Regions from separate parts of the Mus musculus genome. Here region 2 is linked to region 1. The links are chromatin contacts, found by Hi-C or POLR2A ChIA-PET in ENCODE. All regions are on one chromosome and are shown on one strand. Each heading gives the region's core, a stretch centred on a gene start or an enhancer-like site at or near the end of the contact. The rest is flanking DNA. Distances are from core to core; before and after follow the strand shown. Region 1 holds the start of Arc (activity regulated cytoskeletal-associated protein). Region 2 holds the start of Them6 (thioesterase superfamily member 6).

Region 1 (6,132 bases), core at 2,473-4,972:
AGATCCCCTGCAGCACACCTGCCACCACAGCTCGGGGATTCAAGGGCCTGTCCAGGCCTAGAGGCCATGGGCTTGGTCTTTGGAGGTCCCTGAGGCCTTTAAGGCCGAGGATTCTAGACTTAGAAGTTTTTCTGGGGTACATAGGCGGTGGGTGTTCCTGTACCTCCTTGAGCAGTGTCCTCTGAGGTCCTGCTTCAGCCCATCCCACACCCTCGAGAAATGGCACATACTCCAATAAGTTTCATAGTTTTATTAACAAAATCATATATAGATATATATCTGTCTTTGAGGTAAGATGGTATGGGCAGACAGCCTGGCTGGATATTCAAGGCTTGGTGAAAATAGGGGATAGCCACACTCTCTTGAGATCTCCAGGGTCTCCCTAGTCCCCAGGGCCTACCTACACACCCTATGCCAGCCAAATGAGTATGGGTCATGGCTTTTGTGCAAAAATAAACTTGTGGGGGCTGGCAGGGGCACAGGGTGGAGGATCTGTCAGAACATCAGTGGAATTGGTCTCAGAACACCAATAGACCAGGCAGATGGAGGAACCGCAACAAGGCCTACTCAGACTGCAGACACAAGCAGCTACCAGCACAAGGTAATTGGAGCTGGGGCTTGGCTGAGGTTTCAGCTGGGCAATCACCAGGCAGGTCAGGGAGGTTCATGGAACAGCCTAGGAGCCAAGGCCTGGGGTCTCCTGGGACTGGGCTTGACCTGGCAGGCAGGGCACAGCAGGAAAGATCAGGCTGGGCAGGGGCCCAAGCCTTAAGGCTCCTGCAAGGGTCTGGTCGGGGAGCCAAAGGCCATGCAGCGAGCTGGGCTCTGTGCCAAGAGGACCAAGGGTACAGACCCTGCTCAAGCTGCAGAGGCTAATGGCAGGCAGCTAGTGAGCGGCCAGCGGGGCGGGCATCATGGCAGACCCGTGGTTTCATGCTGGCTTGTCTTCACCTTCAGCTCTTGGGCTGAGCTGGGGTGCTGCCCCCTGCCAGGCACCTCCTCTCTGTAATCTTGTTTTCTCTGCCTTGAAAGTGTCTTGGAACCCATGTAGGCAGCTTCAGGAGAAGAGAGGATGGTGCTGGTGCTGGTGGTGTGGTGATGCCCTTTCCAGACATGGCAGCAAAGACTTCTCAGCAGCCTTGAGACCTGAAGGACACAGGAAGCAGCAAGATGGTGAGAGAACTGCTCACCACTAGATCCAGGAGGGACACCAGGTTACCCTGCTCCCAGCTGGTACCCCTGGGGCCTGTCAGGACTTCCCGGATAACCCAGAAATCTGGAGAGTGGCTGGGATCTGAGGCTTGGTCAGGATAGGAGGCAAGACTTTCTTACCTGGTGTCATTCTCCTGGCTCTGTAGGCTCCAGCCGCTGCCTCGGCTGGGTGTGAGGACTCAGCCCCTCGGGGACCCTCCGCCTGCCATGGCTGAGTCACGGAGCTGAGCTCTGCTCTTCTTCACTGGTATGAATCACTGCTGGGGTGAGAAATCACAGGGTCCTCGGTGAGCTGGCTTAGCAAATTCCCCCAGAACCGCCCCCACCTCAGCCCCGTCCTTGGACCGTGAAGTGCCAGTGCCCACTACAATGACACCCACTCTGATGCCACTTCACTCCACCCTTGCAACTAATTTGCTAGGGAAGCCTTGAAGGGCTCCTGGAAAGTGGACTTGGTTCTGCACGCCCCCCCCCCCCACTCTAAGATACACGGTGCAGGGCTCACCTGGGGGCCAGGAGGTGCCAGGATGTCAGGTCTGCTGCTTCAGCTGCATTTGTGGCTTCAGCTCACCCCTGGGAGGGGAGCTATGCTGCCCAAGACTGGCCGGTTGCCCTGGGCGGCAGCTAGGGTACCAGCTGGATCTGCTGTGTCTGCAGGAGTGGGCTGCATCCCCGGAAGTTGAGGTTCCCTCAGCATCTCTGCTTTAGCATCTGCCCTAGGATGTCCCCTGGGTTTTGGTGCCTACTTTTTGTTGCCTTTCAGACACTTGGTTTCTTGATTACCCAAAGAGCCCTGGACACTGGAGCAGAATGAGGAAGCCAGATCGTGTTCTGTGATGGTCTGAGAGTGTAGAGGGTGAGGCCAATGGGGCTGGGGGCCAGGACCAGGGCAGACAGATGAGGGGTAGGCGGCAGGTGGGAGCCCTATGGGAAAGGGGCTTCTTGATGTTCAGTCCATGTAGCATGGTTGTGTGGCAGTTGTGAGTCAGGCCAGGTCAGTGGGTGAGTAGATGTCTGGCTGGACAGGGCATCCCTTTGGGAGTCAGCCCCAGCTCAAGTCCTAGTTGGCAAAAGCCACAGGCTGGGTGTGGCAGGCGGGCTGGGGACCCTGGGCTGGCCCCTCTATTCAGGCTGGGTCCTGTCACTGGCTACTGACTCGCTGGTAAGAGCAGGTGTGAGTGCCTCCGTCTCATCCTCTGTGGGCAGTGGGGTGCCAGAAGGCTCAGCTGCCTGCTCCAGGCCGTCCTGCACTTCCATACCCCTCTGGATAAGCTGCTCCAGGGTCTTGGGGAGTGGGTGGCGCAGAAAGCGCTTGAGTTTGGGCTGCAGGGTGCCCACCACATACTGAATGATCTCCTCCTCCTCAGCGTCCACATACAGTGTCTGGTACAGGTCCCGCTTGCGCCAGAGGAACTGGTCGAGTGGTTCACCCTGCTTCTGCGGCAGCTCCAGCTCCCGCTGAATGGCTTCACGGGAGAGTGTACCCTCACTGTATTGCAGAAACTCCTTCTTGAACTCCACCCAGTTCTTCACCGAGCCCTGCTTGAACTCCCACCACTTCTTGGCTGGCCCATTCATGTGGTTCTGGATCTGGGACAGCCAATATTCTTCAGAGCCACCCACCTGCCGCAGGTACTCTTCCAGGTGGCTCAGGAACTCCCGTGGGTCCTCGAAGATCTGTGTATCCACACCAGGGCTCGGTTGCCCATCCTCACCTGGCCCCCAAGACTGATATTGCTGAGCCTCAACTGACTCCTGTTCAGGCAGTTCTCCTGCGGCAGGTGGCGGGGTGATGGCATAGGGGCTAACGGTATAGTCATAGCCATCAGCTTCCTGGCAGTAGGGCTCTGGACCCCCCACACCTACAGAGACAGTGTGGCGGGCCGGCTCGCTGCCCACTGGGTATTTGCCGCCCATGGACTCCAGGCGGTCAGCCCACCTCTCCAGACGGTAGAAGACCTCCCTCCACACGTGCATCTCACGCTTGACCCAGCGCTCCAGGTTGGCGATGGTCTCCTGGCAGCGGCAAAGACAGGCCTTGATGGACTTCTTCCAGCGCTGTGAGTCGCCGGTGGGCACGTAGCCGTCCAAGTTGTTCTCCAGCTTGCCCACCGACCTGTGCAACCCTTTCAGCTCTCGCTCCACCTGCTTGGACACTTCGGTCAACAGATGCCGGTGGGTCCTCCGTACGTGTTCCAGCATCTCAGCTCGGCACTTACCAATCTGCAGGATCACATTGGGTTTGGCGGCCGGCCCACCCCGCGGGGCAGGGTAGGCGTGGAGGCCGCCGGTGGTCATATGGTCCAGCTCCATCTGGTCGTCGGTGCTGCGGCTCCGAACAGGCTAAGAACTCCTCTGAGGCAGAAGCCGGAAGGGAGCAGAGCCGGCGGCTGCAGCGGCAGTGGCAGGTGTGCGGTGCCGGAGGAGCTTAGCGAGTGTGGCAGGCTCGTCGCCGCTGAAGCTAGAGAGGCCCAGAGACTGCGGCTGCGGGAGAACTCGCTTGAGCTCTGCACCGAAACCGCCACCAGCGGCTATTTATGCTGCGCGGGGCCCGTGGGCGGCAGCTCGTGGAGCCCTGGCTCCCATTGGCGGCGCCCAGGCTCCGCGCCAGAGCCCGCCCGCGCCCTCTCCTGCCGCAGGCCCCGCCTTCCGCGCCTACTCGCTCCCCTCCCGTGGGTGCCCTCAAGGACCCGCCCCTTCACAGCCCCGAGTGACTAATGTGCTCTGCTGCGCGCCTCCCACCGGGAGGGATTTTGGGGACCGGAGACACTCTCCTCTACCTAGTCCTGGGCAGCGAGGATGAGGCTAAGGCAGGTTATTACCTACTGTTTGCCCTGGGGCCTCATGATCTCTTTTCTTAGGGAGCAGCTGGACGTTACCCCTCTGAATCTTTGATGCGCCCATCCTGACTCTTGCCCATCCTGACCACACAGTATGCAACTTCAGAAGTGCCTGGTAGGAATCTCTCACTCCAAACCCTTCTATCCTCAGCTGCCTTTGGTTAGCGGGACACACACACACACACACACACACACACACACACACACACACACCTACTTCCTGCCCAACCTTGCCCCAAGAGTCATAAGTCCAAATCCTAGCCTGGTCCAATATTGTTCGGGAACTCCACTCAGGCAAGGCTTTTTCTGGACCCCTTCATAGGTTTGTGGACACTGAGTGGCCCTGTCTGTGTGTCAGTGGCTGAACAGGGCCGCAGTGCCCTGAAACAGATGTATCACTTGAACCTGTACAGACACTGGGGTAGGGCATAGGGATATCAAGATGTGTAGGCAACATTGCTGAACCCTGAAGTCCCTAGGACCCAGCCACAACTGGACCAGAAGCTTCTCAAGCCTTCCAAGAGGTTAGTCCGGAGGAAGGAGGGAGGGAGAAGGAGGAAGGAGGGGAAGGAGCCTGCAGAGGAAAGCAAGATGCCATATAAGGAATGGGGCTCCGGAAGCTGAGATTCCCTCTAGAGGGAGGCCCCTTCCGATTCCCTGGCAACAGCCAACAGCGCTGTGGTGCAGTGGGGGAGGGCATCCTTCTTGACTTACACCAAGCCAGAAACACAGGTCTAGGTCTCCCATTTCCTGATGTTACTTGGGGACATATCACTGCCCACAGCAGAAGCCTACAGGGGCCCACAGACACATGGTGCCTGCAAGAACCCCCTTTCCTCTCTGCCAGCTCCCCCTCTCTCACACTCATACATACACACTGAACACTCATACCAACCAGCACTTAGCCCACTCACACCCTTCCATGTAGACTCATGCCCCCCACTCACGGCCCTCTCTGTGGACTCATGCCCCCCACTCATGGCCTTCCACACACACACCAGTGGCCCCCACTTGTAATCCACGTGTACTCACATCTCAGCTTCTCCCACCCCACTTTTGCTCACACACCTACAGAACTCTCCTAACCTCATATCCCTCAGAGCCCCCTCCTCTGTTTTCAAGAAGCTTTGGGGAGCCCTGCCTCTCTTAGAGCCAACCTGTCCCCCCTCCCCCCCCCCTCCACACACACACCCAGGGCTTCCATCCCTGAGAGGAATGTCTTTCTGGGGGAAAAAAAACTCCCCTAAAATGGCTCTCCTGGCATTTCTAATTAGAGGTGAGTAGGCGGACACAGAAGGCAGGCAGAGGGGCATCACTGCAGGGAGGGGAAACAAGCAGAGAAATTGCTAGAATAGGGACTAACTAGAGTTTTCCTATGGGGGAATCCTGGGAGCCGGGAGCTGCAGGCCTGAGTCTGGAGGGAGCTGAAGGTTAACCAAGGTCCTACGCCATGGGGTAGGGTTGACGGGGCAACTGGACCCTGGTCTGTCTGCACACATGCCAGCAGTAGCCCTTCAGTGGCCAGAGTCAGTCTCTCTGTACCCACACGGAAGCTGGTGGACAGCCCCCTAGAGTGGGGAAGCTGAGGATGAGCAGGCTGGAGAGTGCAAGGGTGTCAACCAGCTGCACTGTGGCCAGTGACCAGGATCCCCCACCCCCTGTCCGTAGGGGGGATTGGGCACAAATGGAGAAGTTTCCGAGGCTGAAGTGCTCTGACCCTCTGACCACTGCATTTCCTATCTCCATGGAGGGCAGTCCATCCAGGCCACTGACCCCGAGACACTACTCTGAGCCCCACTGGGGTGAAAAGTCACAGGAAGCCCTGCTTCCTCCTCCGGGGTCTTCAGAAGCCACGAACACAGGAGCCCAGTGACAGGTGACAGGCACAGGCAACAGCCATAGCTCCTCTGGGAACATTTAATCGCTGCCCAATTATCGCCCCAGAAGCCCTCAGCAACTCCCTTCTCGCCCCCACACTGCAGCCTGGGGCTACATTCTGCTGCTGGAAAAGAGGCCAGGCTGGCTGGCTCCCTGCCTTCAGAGAGGGGGATTTCTAACCCACACTCTTCCAGTACCCGCC
Region 2 (5,985 bases), core at 1,595-4,094, 49 kb after region 1:
CTGAGGGTGAGCCTGGCCATAGGCTCCAGGGCTCTCAGATGCCCTCAGCCTTTGTGTATGACCATAAGTAGGAGGCCTCCCTCTCAACCCTAGGGAGAAGTGAGCATAGACAGGTGGTATGGCTTTTCTAGGCTGTTATCTGAATGACCCAGAGTGCCAACTTCAGCCTTTCCCTCCAGCCCTCCCCCAAAAGCTGCCTCCTTCCTCACCCACAAACAAGCCTAGCTTGCCAGGAGCAGAGTCCAGGTTCTGGGAGGCCCTGTGTCTTCAGGAGGACACTGAAGATCTAGGGGTCTTCCAGCAGAATGTCACATCTCCTAGGAACATGATGCAGGACCTGGGTCCAACAGCAGTCGTGGTGTGTGTGTGTGTGTGTGTGTGTGTGTGTGTGTGTGTGTGTGCGCGCGCACGCACATGCATGCTCCGGGTGGTATTTCTGGTGGTACATCTAGTGAACCTTCTGGTTCAGGCTTGCTGCCTTCTCTGGGGATAGTGGATGACAAGACACAGTTTGCAGGACCCTGCCCCACTCCAGCTGCTCGGCAGTGATGGGGCATCTGCCTGGTTCCAAGCGCTGCTCCTGACATACCACATCCAGCAGTCACCGAGGCTTCGCTGGGTTCTCCTCAACACTCCTGCACACCCTAGACCCACCCCACGAAAGGAGTCTGCAGGACAGCAGACTCAGATAAATATGAAAAATATGGGAGTATTCAGTTTCTTAACACAAGAGCTGGGAGAACAAAGGAAAGAGGATACCAGAGGCTGGCACGGAATGGCCATCCTTTTGTGGTAGACTCAGCCCACCAGGGACCACACTTCAGCTGCCCCTTAGCCAAGACTCTCTCTCCCTGTGGTTTGTGCCCACAAGGTGCTGCAGGCCAAGAGTGCCCCAGAGCAGAGAGACTGAGATGAGACCCTTCACCCCCTATCCTGGAGACTTCCTTGCAATGAGTTATTAAAGTTAGAATGAGGGAAGTAGCAGAAGGTGCTCTGAGAAGTAACGAGCCCCTGGATCCCAAGATCAAGTCTATGCCCTGGAATGGGTTTCTAACTCCCTCATAGTTTCAGTCACCAGTGTAGTGCCACTCATCTAGAGGGGCGGAGCTATGGAAGGATGGGGCGGGACCAGAATTTGGAGGGGCGGGGTTTAGGACCTGTCATCCTACTAGACCCCACCCTCCCACCCTAGCCATCCTGTGCCTTGTGTTCTCCCTGGTAGCTAAAATGAATTGCCCACCTGCCTCGAGGGCAAACACAGGAGCCCTCAAAGAGCCAAAGGTCCCTGAGCAAAGTTTCTGCATCCAGCATTCCTATTCATCCAGTGCTGGCAGGGGAAGAGGCATATTGAGCAATCCTTGGCACGGTATTGCCTTCTGCAGACACCGTGGTCGGTTAGAACAACCAGACCAGGCAGTCAGGGTTCGGCTATGAGATAGACATGCATTATATACACGTGAACCTTCAGCGAGGTGTGCTCAGGTCCCTGGGAGAGGACTCTGGCAATGTGACACAGGCTGGGGTACAGGAGAGGAAAATGAGAGCAAAGTGGACAGTGTGTAGAAGTGACGAGAGCAGCCAACAGAAAGGCTGGGAATGAAGGATGGTGACAGGAACAGAGGGGAGCCTGGAGGTGGGTGCTCATTCACATTCTTTCCTGTTTCAAAGGCCTGGCTACCAGTGGGCAGATCTCTCCCCTGGAGGCAAGAGACAGGGTGGACAGTAGGTGACAGAAAACCCATTATCTGAGCAATGAACTTAGAGAGCCTTACTTAGTCTCTTCCTTCTGAGGATCTGTCCCTCCCCAAGCTAGAGTACAGACCAGGACAAAGTGGGTGTTGTAAGTGTAACCAGTATGCGGGGAAGGTTCTTCTTCCGGTCCTTTGAAGCTACCCTAATAGGCAGTGAATTCCTTGTCTCTCCAGAGACCCCAGGCACTCGCTTTGCCAAAGCTCCTAGCTTCAGAAGTAAAACTGAAAAAGACCTGTGCTCTGGTCAGTGACTACAGCGGACCCACCCAGCTCAGCATGGGACAGTGGAGTGATGCTGACCAGGGTATCTGGAAGGCCATCAGCCCATCCATCCCTGGGCTCCCTACCAGTCACTTGCATACAGGATTGTTACAGAGTCCTGGAGAGGAGAGACAGCCTGACCTTGGGACCTACCCCTATGCCAAAGAAAAGGGACTGACATTCCACAAACCACGGTCTGCACCTTTAGCCCGGTTGATAATGTCATTTACATTCATCACACCCCTCTCCATGCCCCACCTCTCCTCCATCTTGCATTAAAAGAGATAAAGGGTAGGAATTATTGGGGTGTACTTGGGATAATCAAGATTTTTGGCGGGCGGGGACAAGTAACGTGCATGCAGACTGAGACTGAAAGACACCCGGAAGACCATGAACGTCCCAGGGGCCGTGCAGAAATGGGATGTCTGGATAGGCTCTCAGCATCCTTGGAGATGCATTGTTTGTTTTCCTGGCAAAGTTCCCCAGCTGCTCCGCAGAAGTTCTGGAATTCTTTGGCTATGCTCATCTGAGCTACTGACTGGATCACTAGCGGGAGCAGGCTTCCTTGTCACTCTTGCACCTGCAGGGCCGAGCGCCGTAGCCAGGTGGCGCTGTACTGCTCGGAGCGTCCCGCCGTGACCCGCCCCGCCCCGAGAAAAGCGAAAGCCGCTAACGCAGAGGACCCAGACTAGGCCATCGAGGACGCGCGCAGGGGGGAACCAGTATCTGTGCGAGCTACTCCAGCTCACGGCGCCGCTGCCTCTGGAGTACTCCCCCTCGGACTGCTGGAAGAGTTGGTGCGCTCCAGTCCTCGGAGCTCCCAGGCTTCAGGGCCGGCCGGCAGCAGGCAACCTGCGCAGCGGGCTCCTGGACACCAGGTGCCCGCTGCCAAGATGCTGGAGCTGTTGGTGGCGTCGTTATCCCTGGCGCTCGCCTTCTTTGCGCTGCTGGACGGCTGGTACCTGGTGCGCGTGCCGTGTGCTGTTCTGCGCGCACGCTTGCTGCAGCCGCGGGTCCGCGACTTATTGGCGGAGCAGCGGTATGCCGGCCGGGTGCTGCCATCGGACCTGGACCTGCTGCTACACATGAACAACGCGCGCTACCTGCGCGAGGCGGATGTGGCGCGCGCTGCGCACCTGACCCGCTGCGGTGTGCTGGGGGCGCTGCGCGACCTGAACGCGCACACGGTGCTGGCCGCCTCGTGCGCGCGCTATCGCCGCTCGCTGCGCCTGTTTGAGCCGTTCGAGGTACACACGCGACTGCAAGGCTGGGACGACCGCGCCTTCTACCTGGAGGCGCGTTTTGTCAGCCTTCGCGATGGTTTCGTGTGCGCCTTGCTGCGTTTCCGACAGCACGTGCTGGGCACCTCGCCGGATCGAGTAGTACAGCACTTGTGCAAACGGAGGGTGAGCAGCCCCACCCCGATGCCCCGGCCCTGTTTGGCTCTCAGCCCTCTCCCGCGAGAAAAACCCCTTTGAAGTTCTGGGACTGTTCCAATGTCGGAACACTTTTGCACGTTTCCTCTGTGTCCAAGGAGTTGCCCTTCTTGGGGTCCCCATCATCTATGAACCAAGGCTTTTCCGTTCAGGCCTAGCCAGTTTTGAATTTACTCCCAAGCACAGAGTTTCTCCTCTCTCCCTCTCTTCTAGAACTGAGATGCTCAGAGTAGGTATCTCAGCTAGGAGTCTGAGTCCTAGTTCTGTGTGTTCTACAGTGCTGAGTCACCCTCTGTGGTCTTTGGTTTTGAGTATGGGATAAAAGGATGTCAGTTAGAAGCAGTTGCTGGGAATTCTAGTGGACTCGAGGCCCTCTTTGGCGCAGCTTGCAGCAGAGAGGACTGGGGGTTGGATTGACCCCAGGGGACCACAAGCCTTGAGTCTTTCCAAGGTTGGAAGGAGGAGAACCCTGTGCCTGCTGGGACACAAGGCCCCTCCCCAGGGTCCACTCCTCTAGCACGGTGGCAGAGCTAGCTACTGCAGTATAGCAACTGTGACCTTGGAGACAGCCAGAGTAGTGATGGTTGCCAAGGCAGGCTCCTGAAGAGTACCAGGGCATGCCCCACCCTATTGTTCCCGCCTGTCTTGGACAAGTGCCTCCTCTTAGAGTATAGGAATGACCTTACATCAGTGCTGAGGGGCTATATCTGAAGGGAAACACGGGCTCGAGAAGTCCTCCCAGCAATTGGTGGCAGAGAAGGCTCTCCCTCGCTTTCTCTCTTTATCTAGTCATGAGTTCCCATGGGCTGTTTGGTACTGGTTGATAAAGTGCCTGTAAGGGGTGAGGGGACTGGAGGTGCAGCCCCAGCTAGCAGTAACAGCTTGGAGGAGGCGAACTGAAGCACCCTGGCAACTCAGCTCAGCTGGAGGCCAGGGGGGTTGGCTGGGAGTTTCCATGGTTACTTGGGTCCCAGGCAGAGGCAGATATGGTACAAGACAGGCCAAGTCTGGGGTAGGGTTCTGTAAGCTGAGGAACTGTTCTGAGGCCAGGTGCCAGGATGGGGTGTCTCTGACAGTAAAGTGTGCCCAGATAGAGCCTAGACTATAGGTCAGTCATTCCTGGCTGCCGTGTAGCACTTGCTGTGAGAAGAGAGCACCTTATCGAGCCTCTTCCCTCACCCTCAGTCCTCAGAACCTATCTGCAAGGACTCCGGGGCAGCAGCTTTGTCAGGTAGTCTCCTGCAGGAGCACCTCCCCACATCCTGCTCTTCTCTAGGCAGCTGGTGGTGGTCAGTCACCCAGCCAACCTCATAGGCTTTTGCCTGATTCTGGGGACAGACACTTGAAGCGTGGTCCCGCTGGTGAGGGCCTGGCAGAAGTAGATGGGCTAGAAAGAGCTAGGAAGGAGAAAATAGGTTAGAAGGGCTTGGGAGAGCACTGGGTCAGATGTCATTAATTTGGGTGTGGTTCCTGCAAGGTCACAGAGTAGGGGATGCGATAAAGCAGGAGGTCCAGAGGCAGAAGGGCAGCAGCCTGGCTGCTTGCCCCTTTTCTGTGCCTTCTGCTTAGCGCTCACAGTGGCACCGGGCTCTCTGAAACCTCAACTTCCTGTCTCCCTGCAGGTGGAGCCCCCTGAGCTGCCAGAAGACTTGAAACATTGGATCTCCTACAATGAGACCAGCAGCCAGCTGCTCCGTGCTGAGAGCGGCCTCAGTGACAGAAAGGACCAGTGACTGCCACATCTGCATCCTCCCTGCCCCGCCTGTCAGCCAGTCCGTTCCATGGGAATGGGCTGCCTGGGGTGGGTGCACTCCTAACCAGAATGGCCTCAGACAAGCCTGGCTTCTTTTACCCGCTTGACACTCCCCTGTGCTTGCCTCATTTTTGGGCAGCTGGTGGGGTGGATGTTGTTGTCCTGGCCCGGCTCTGCCTCCTGGGTCCCCATAGCGAGACTGTTCTAGTGTGCCCAGATGCACAGGGTCCTGGAGCACAAGGGCCAGCAGAACCCAAAGTCAGGGCTGCTTGTGGCCAAGCAGGCCAGAGTAGTCATGGGTGTGGCTGGGGCCTGCAGCTTACTCAGGGACAGTGGGCCATCTGGAGGGTCACCTCATAGCAGGGAAGCAAGACCAGAACCAACCCAAGGGCCCCCGAGAACACAGAAGGGCAAGTGGGTGCTGGTCATTGGCTAAGATTCTGGTGATACCCACCACTCTTAAGAGGATATACCCTGTTCTAGGCTGGTCGCCATGACGTCTGGGGCTCCATGACTATGCCTAGCACCTGTCCTGTCAGCTCAGGGAGAGGCCAGCTGCTTGAAGCTAGGAACGGCCTCCTTGCTCCCTCTCTGGGAACCACACCTGGAGCCAGAGCCCAAAGCTTCAGTGATGCCCTGCACCCCCCCCCCCCGCACCCTCCTCACCCCCATCCCCACCCCCACCTCCACCTCCACGCTGCTATGCTTGCCTTAGTGCTGTCAAGGGGAAAGCTGCAACCCGTTTTATTTAAAGAAAGCACAAGATTAAAAGAGTTCTCAAGGC

What was found. Hi-C counts contacts between places; a loop is a spot of excess contacts on that map. ChIA-PET counts read pairs that join two places held with the same protein, here RNA polymerase II (POLR2A).
Region 2: POLR2A ChIA-PET joins it to region 1 with 11 read pairs in embryonic stem cell. The contact joins the promoter of Them6 here to the promoter of Arc in region 1. A Hi-C loop is called at or near these places in 1 of 37 maps with a recorded cell type or tissue (gastrocnemius). POLR2A ChIA-PET finds 5 or more read pairs at or near these places in 3 of 5 experiments (Patski and embryonic stem cell).

The regions. Positions count from the first base shown.
Region 1 is chr15:74,668,848-74,674,979 of GRCm38, forward strand. It overlaps Arc (activity regulated cytoskeletal-associated protein), which reads right to left and starts at 3,723. Exons shown (of 3, transcript NM_018790.3): 1 at 1,718-3,723; 2 at 1,333-1,472; 3 at 234-1,146. The coding sequence starts at 3,525. The coding sequence ends at 2,335. It overlaps Gm32994 (a long non-coding RNA gene), which reads left to right and starts at 4,166. Exons shown (of 5, transcript XR_003951652.1): 1 at 4,166-4,576.
Region 2 is chr15:74,718,390-74,724,374 of GRCm38, forward strand. It overlaps Them6 (thioesterase superfamily member 6), which reads left to right and starts at 2,845. Exons shown (of 2, transcript NM_198607.1): 1 at 2,845-3,418; 2 at 5,071-5,984. The coding sequence starts at 2,906. The coding sequence ends at 5,181.